Linked DNA regions of Mus musculus: region 1 is linked to region 2. A link is a loop called in an ENCODE intact Hi-C map of the cell type or tissue named here. Cell type or tissue: heart. All regions are shown on one strand.

Region 1 (4,000 bases), 150 kb after region 2:
CCCTGTTCCTGTCTCCTGGCCATGTCGCAGCTATTTCCTTTTCTCCCTGCTCTGGATGCTTCCAGATGTCTCTTTCTCATATCTACAATAAAAACCATCTCCTCAGACATACCTAGGAGCAGGCACGTCCTCATTCAGTTATAACCATGCTGGGTCTCAGAGAGCATGGTCCACCTGTCCCCAGAACACTTTGGTTTGAGGGAGCACACAGCACACATTGTCTCTGTAGGGGCTTTGGGTTCTCAAGTGTGTTGAGTTTCTTGGCTCTCAGCAGGAAAAGCATGCCAGGACCTAGGGAAAGGGGCTGCTTCTACACACACACACACACACACACACACACACACACACACACACGCACACGCACACGCACACGCACACGCACACAGAGAGAGAGAGAGAGAGAGAGAGAGAGAGAGAGAGAGAAAGCCCAGCTTCTCAAACCGTGGTCATGACTCTGTATGGGACGGAGCAAATGTTACATCAGAACTAAAGACTCAGTGCATCTCCAGCATTTTGGGCATCGATCAACTGTGGTGCAGAGTGTGGCTTCCCTGCAGACTTGGTTCTGAACACACATGTGTGCTGTGCACCGTGTATGACCTGGTGTCTGAGCGGTAGATGCTGCCTGACCCCTGAGCTCAGATCTGAGATAGGTGCAATACAAACCACAGTGTTTTCACAGCACACACACGGGCTTCTGTTCTTACCCAAACATGGAGGCTTAATCATGGGAAACAAACACTTTTGATATTTTCCCACTGACACCCCTCAGCATGTATCCCACAAATGTATCTCTGGGTTGTATTATGTAAGCATATTTGATTTTCAGATTTGCTGTTTGAGCTGCTGTCTTGAATTTCATTTTAAAAAAAAATCATTAAGTGAATTGTGGCTCTGAGACTAAGACAGAATTCCCCACAATTTCTGAAATGGCTCTAGACATATTTCTGCTATTTTGAATTTACATTGCCTCTGAAAAATACTGGAGATATTCCATGTTCTACAGTGTGAAATATATAGCCAATGTCATATTCCTTATGTAAATATAACAAACCTCTATACAAACTTGCTTTCATCCTTAATAAATGCTATAATTATATGTATGTCTAAGAATCGCTTTTAAAATTTCTTTGTGAGTTATTACTTGTAAATGTAATTGTTTGCTTTTTTTTTTTTTTTTTTTTTTGTCTCTATATTGCTAGGGTCTCATACAGGGGTGGCGAACAGAAAAAGTTTAAGCCCTGCCCTAAAGACTAGCCCCCCCTCCCAAATACTCCCATCCCCCTCTCTGGAGCAGATGGCCTGGTAAGTTCTGGCAGGCACCTGGGGTTACTCTGTGCTCTCCCTGTACCCACAGCCAGTGCAGGTCTCAGTGTCTCAGCACCCTGTACCCACAGCCAGTGCAGGTCGCAGTGTCTCAGCACCCAGACCAGGCAATGAGTATTCCAAAGCCCGGAATGGATGCGATCTACGTCCCTCATCCGGGCCCCCACTGCCTGGAGGACTGTGTGAAAGAACTTCCCAGCCACCAGACTACTGTGGACCATGTACCTCAGCCAAGTAAACGGAGACAAAGGGATAGTTGGTGGGAGATGGGATGAAGCCTGAAACCCGGGACCATCTATAGGTGTAGCTCTGTTACAGCGCCACCATGTGGTGAGCTTCAGAGTAAGGATGGTGTGAGAGGGGTCGGGGTGGGGTGCGGGTGGGGCCTGAAAGCCTGGCCTCTAGGCTGAGGGACCTACCTCTGGGAAGCCCTTTTCAGATCTTCCTTAACCCAGGTTTCATGCAGCGGCCCCAGAGGGACTTGAACCCCTGCCCAGCTGGCGGACCTCACTCCAACACTCTCTTAGGACGCAAGGTTGGCGGGAAATTTCTGTCTCATAACTCGTACTCTGGCAGGAAAGTCCTAAATCCTCAGAGTAAGAGACTAGAGGCCTAGATGGGGTCCTGTTCTCTGGGTGAAGGCGCCTAGCGTTCAGTGCAGCAATGGATGGGGAGAGAGAAAAGTGGGTCAGCTTCTTGGTGGGGGAGGGTGAGCCCAGAGGATGCGCCAACTAGGGTCATCCCAAGTGTCGTTTCAGCAAGGAAATTCGGGAAGAACCGCTATGCCGCAGAGGCCAGTCTGCACAGGGTTGGCATGAGGCCCTGGCTACTGGCTTTGACTTGAGAAAGAAAGCACAGACCAACATACACCTGGCACTGCACCCAGTCAGCCAGCCCTGGGTAAGCTGGGTATTTGGCAGCACTCCTCCTGGGAGCCCAAGTGAGAGGGAAGTGAGCCGCAATTTAGCGAGGTTGAGTGGGACCGGAAACAAGATGTGGCAAGCTCTGGCAGGTCCCAGGGTGGGCCTAGAGCGCCACCTGGTTTTGGACTACCGATCATCAGGCAAACACCGTTTTCCTGACCCATGCACCATCTTTGACACTGGTCAGTTATCTGGCTGGAGGCCAGAGCTTTAGTGAGAGTGGTAGCCTCTTCCCCAAGCCCAGAGGGTAAGGCATGTCTTTGCCTTTCTCAGCCAAGTTGGGGGGCGGGGAGCAGGAAGGATGAAAAGATGAAGGAATCCTTTGTGCTTTGACAGTGTCCAGGCAGGAAAGAACAGCCTTTCTAAGGATGTAAAAGCCATCCATGGGGTTGCCCATGGCCCAGCAGGGAGAGGCTTTCTCTGCTGGGCAGTTTAAGGACAGCCTGCTTCCCGAGGCAGCAATGCAGTGCACACTGCCCTCTGGGCAGTGACCTGGGCTTTGTATAGGCACACAGATCCCCAGGGATGGAGAACAGTGAGGGACTCTTGAGCATAGCCTGAGGTCAATGTGGCAGAGACGGGACCTCTGAGCTCAGGAGTTCCTAGGTAAACTCTGGGTGGGAGGGATCCCTGAGATGGAACAGTGATGCACAGTCCTCCTCAGGGAGGTGCAAGCTGGTGTTAGGCTTAACTTGATGTGGGAAACAATGGCTGGCTGTGTGTTCCCAGTTCAGCGTTAGACAGCTGTTCCTCCTGCAAGAGACCCTCTTGACTGACAGGAAAGGGCAGTAAGTCCATGGGCTATAGCTCCACGGTAGAATGCTCATTTAGCACCTGTCAGACCCATGGCAGAAGAGCCCCAAGACAGGAGGTGTCACTCCATGCCAAGCCCCACCCAGCTCTGACAAGAAGATCCTAAACCCAGCGTGGTGGTGGCACACACCTTTAATCCCAGCACTGGGGAGGCAGAGGCAGGTGGATCTCTGTGAGTTCTGGGCCAATCTAGTCTAAGTTGCAGGACAGCCAGAGCTACATAGTGAGAGTCTATCTCAAAACAACCACCAAAAACGTAGGAAAAGGAGGAGGAGAGGGAGAGGAGGGAGAGGTGGTCCTGAGCATGTCAAAATCTACACGACATCGGTTTTTTATTTTCTCATTTCAACTTCACCACAGCCTTGAGGAAGCAGGTTGGCCTAGATCTCTACCATTGTCCTCTGTCAATGTGGGGAAGCCTGGTCCCAGGCCCTGGGGAAATCACTGTTTCTAAGGTGGCTCCTGCTTAGGCTGCCCAAGACAGTCTTGCCACTTCACTGCTGCCTGCACAGAATCCCCAGACATGAGACAAACACCTCAGCACGCAGGGCCTCAAATTTGGTGTCTGCTCACCCAGAGCTGTAGAGCCGCAGCCGCTCCCATCAGTCACCAGCCTAGGAGAGGGCCCAGAATCTGCACTTTAACACAGTTACACTCAAGGAAGCCCATCCACACTGGCTTCAGAAAGGCCCCGAGCACACAGGAACACCCGCTGCTCCCTCAACGTCTTTTCTTGGTGTTCACCTCTTCTGGAAGTCCTCACCAGAGCTGCTTCTTGGCCTTTTCTCAACAGATGAACAAATTGCTTTTGGGAATAGGTGTATGTCACACAATATTTGCGATAAAATCATTTTTACTCTAAGGTTACTGTCAACCTGAAATTTAAATGTAACTGAGCATCTGGGTAGTGTCTCTGTTGTTGTTGGTGGTGGTGGTGG
Region 2 (4,000 bases):
TCATGCAGAACAACTAGATTTTTACTTAACCAATCTTTCTTAAAAAGACATTAATGACAAAATTAAAAGGAAAGTTTGCAATGAGAAAGTAGAAAAAAAAATTGGCACATGAACATGTTATCTGTAACACAGTAAAAAGTAAATCTGTCCCCCACTCAGCTGTTGTCTTGACATTGTGTCCCTTCTAAGCGTGGCATTGCATGAGGCTTTCCATCTGTGTGGCCTGGGACTCTAGCCTGAGGGTTGGTGACACCCACCATGGTCGGTCTTCTCAAATCAATTAGCCTGATCTAGAAATCCTCACACATGCCCTGGCATTTGTCTCCAAGGTGACTGTAGATCTGATAAATTTTGAAAATCGGCAAATTAGAAAATACCTTGGAAAAAAGAAAGCAATTACAATAAATGTCTAAAGGAATATCCATAGGAAATCTATACGTCTAAATGCTTATACTTAAGAAGAAGAAACTTCAAACCAATAGCCTAGACTACAAAAAGGAAACTACAAAAACAAAAGGTAATCAAACCCAAGGCAAGTAATAATAACGATGATGATGATGTTTAATGGAGTAGAAAAGAAGCAACAGAAAAACAAGTGAGGATTTTAATAAACCTGAAAGTTGGTTCTCTAGAGGATCAAGAAAATCTTCAGAGTCTCAGTGCCGTGAGGTGAGACTCGTGTTATTAAAACCAGTAGTCAGGTCAGTCCTGCCGTTACAGCGGTAAGGGGTCCTCCGCAAATAGTCAGTTAGATCGTTTACAGGAACGGGAGTTTTCCTACTTAGAGGGCTTGCAGTGCAGAGACAGTTCATCCTCATCCCAGCAGGGATTTCAAGGCAGCAGGAGCCTGAAGCAGCAGGTCACAGGACATCCACACTCAGAAGAAGAGGGTGATGCTCACCGCTCCGTTTCCTTTCTCCACACACAGGCCAGAATCTCAGCCAGATGAGTTTTCTTTATCAATTCATGTAACCAAGAGAATTCCCTCACAAGCTTGCCCAGAGGCCTGTCTCCCAGACGATTCTAGGTCTTGCCAAGTTGAGAATTCTCACAGACACTAAGAAAAATTGAAGAACTTGAAAGTCTTAGTGGTTCTAAGGTCACAAATAAAGGAATCTAGCTAAAAATTCTGAAACTTCCCGCAAGAAAATCTCAAAGTCCAACAGCTTCACTGGGGAATTCTAACAACTGTTTAAGGAAGAGTTTATTCCAACATTTCACAGACTCTTTGAGAAAATAGAGGGACTAATCTCCAACTTCTCTTTCTGTCTAGCAATACCAATACCAAGGCTAGACAAAGACTCTAGTCCATTTTGAGTGGCTATAGCAAAATATTTGTGTCTGGGAAACATAAAGCTACCTAGACTTATTCAGCTTATGATTCTAGACTCAGAAGAGGCTAAACAGCATGCCGGAGAGTTGGGAAATAGATAGAGGGCAGAGTCAGAATGGAAAAAATACACACACACACACACACACACACATATATGCAAGTGTTTTTATTCATAATTCTACCTAATCTTACTTGAAGAAAGTCACAAGGGCCAACAGCCCAGTTGAAAATGAGCAGATGCTTCACAGGACCTCAAGAAAACATCCTCAGAATCCTTTCACATGGAGGAAACCAACCTGTGGTAATAGCAGCACCTGAGCATGAAGTGAACCAGAATCCTAAGGAGCAGTCGCAGCAATCGCCAGGGGGAGACAGACACCAGAACTTTCTGTTGGTAGGGATGCACGTGGCACAGTTACTTTTGAGAGATGGCTTGGCAATGTCTTACAAAGCTAAACATAGCCTGGATATATGATCCCGCAAGCATGCTCCTCTATACTAGAAATTTTATAGCCACACACAATCTTGCCCATGAATGATAAAACGACTTTACTCATAATGGCCAAAGCCTAAAAGTTACCAAGATGAACCACAACAAGCATGTGATAACTTGTACTGTAGAATATTGTTCAGAGATAAAATAAGTAAGCTGAGACTGGACCATGGCTGTGTCACTAAACCGTGTGCTGCAGAAGCATAAAGAATTTGATCACCAGCACCTGTGTAAAACACTGAACGCTGGCTTGCTGACTAGATCAGCAATTGCCAGTTCCCAGTAAAAGAACCTGTCTCAAAAATGAAGTGGAGTCCGTCTGTGCCTGGAGCTGACCCTGTGCCACAGCTCTCCATACACACATCCTGTCAGAAGAGAGCTGGTCTCCCTAGAGTGCTCACACACCTGAGAGCACAGGTGAGATCACCACTTCTGCTAAAATTCCTGGCCCAAGAGGGACCCTCCCAGAGCCATTAGGTCATAGGAACTAAGGAACAGCCAGGGACAGGATCCTTCTGGTTTCTGTCTGCAACCTGGAGCTGACCCTGTGCCACAGCTCTCCATACTCAAATTCCTCCCAGAGACAACTGATCTCCAAGGAGTACTGACATACAGGTTTACAGGAAGGATAAGCCACAGAGTCAGCAGGACCAGCTAACACCAGAGATAACCAGATGGCTAGAAACAAGGGCAAGAACATAAGCAAGAGAAACCAAGGCTAATTGGCATCATCAGAACCCAGCTCACCCAGCACAGCAAGCCCTGGATACCCTAACACAGAGAAAAGCAATACTCTAATTGAAAAATCACATCTCATGATGATGATAGAGGACTTTAAGAAGGACATAAATAACTCCTTTGAAGGAATACAAGAGAATACAGGTAAACAGGTAGAAGCCCTTAAAGAAGAAACATAAAAAATCCCCTAAAGAATTACAGGAAAACACAAACAAACAGGTAAAGGAATTGAACAAAATCATCCAGGATCTAAAATATGGAAATAGAAACAATAAAGAAATCACAAAGGGAGACAACCCTGGAGATAGAAAACCTAGGAAAGAGATCAGGAGTCATAAACCCAAGCATCACCAACAGAATACAAGAGATAGAAGAGAGAATCTGAGATGCAGAAGATACCATAGAAAACATTGACACAACAGTCAAAGAAAATGCAAAATGCAAAAAGCTCCTAACCCAAAACATCCAGGAAATCCAGGACACAATGAGAAGAAGAAACCTAAGGATAATAGGAATAGAAGAGAGTGAAGATTCCCAACTTAAAGGAACAGTCAATATCTTCAACAAAATTATAGAAGAAAACTTCCCTAACCTAAAGAAAGAGATGCCCATAAACATACAAGAAAGAAGGCTACAAAACTTCAAATAGATTCGTCCAGAAAAGAAATTCCCCTCGTCACATAATAACCAAAACACCAAATGCACTAAACAAAAGAAGACTGTTTAAGGGAAAAAGGTCAAGTAACATAAAGGCAGACCTATCAGAATTGCACCAGACTTCTTCTCTTCTATGAAAGCCAGAAGATCCTGGGCAGATGTCATACAGACCCTAAGAGAACACAAATGCCAATTCAGACAAAACTCTCAATTTCCATAGATGGAGAAACCAATATATTCCATAACAAAACCAAATTTGTACAATCTCTCTCCACAAATCCAGCCCTAAAAGGATAATATATAGAAAATGCCAACACAATGAAGGAAACTACACCCTAGGGGGGAAAAAAAACCAAGAAAGTAATCTTTCAACAAACCCAAAAGAAGATAGCCACACAAACATAATTCCACCTCTAACAACAAAAATAACAGGAAGTAACAATCACTTTTCCTTAATATCTCTTAACATCAATGGACTCAATTCCCAAAAAAAAGACATACACTAACAGACTGGATATGTAAACAGGACACAGCATTTTGCTGCATACAAGAAGTGCATCTCAGTGACAAAGACAGACACTGCCTCAGAGTAAAAGGCTGGAAAACAATTTTCCAAGGAACAAGAAACAAGCTGGAGTAGCCATTCTAATATTGAATAAAATCAATATTTTGATAACGTTTCTACCAAGCGTTATCAAAAAAAAAAAGATAAGGAAGAGGACTCATCAGAGGAAAAAAGTACCAAGATGAACTCTCAATTCTGAACATCTATGCTCCAA

What was found. Peaks named below come from ENCODE experiments on the same cell type or tissue, not always from the same donor. Only the 100,000 strongest peaks of a DNase experiment are listed, where the experiment ranks them.
Region 1: a loop joins it to region 2, with 12 times the contacts of the local background. A loop is called at or near these places in 37 of 42 quality-filtered maps.

What each region holds. Positions count from the first base shown.
Region 1 is chr1:181,879,434-181,883,433 of GRCm38, forward strand. It overlaps Gm33669 (a long non-coding RNA gene), which reads left to right. Exons shown (of 4, transcript XR_865801.2): 2 at 1,203-1,547; 3 at 1,793-1,861. Among named protein-coding and RNA genes, the nearest start is that of Gm33669, 3.0 kb to the left of the region's middle. In heart, CTCF peaks have their summits at 1,661 (motif pointing left) and 2,367; a DNase peak (open chromatin) is centred at 2,248; H3K4me3 peaks cover 368 bases; H3K27ac peaks cover 657 bases.
Region 2 is chr1:181,727,192-181,731,191 of GRCm38, forward strand. All of the region lies in intron 55 of Dnah14 (dynein, axonemal, heavy chain 14), which reads left to right. Among named protein-coding and RNA genes, the nearest start is that of Gm33612, 100 kb to the left of the region's middle. In heart, a CTCF peak has its summit at 1,695; no DNase peak of the experiment used is centred here.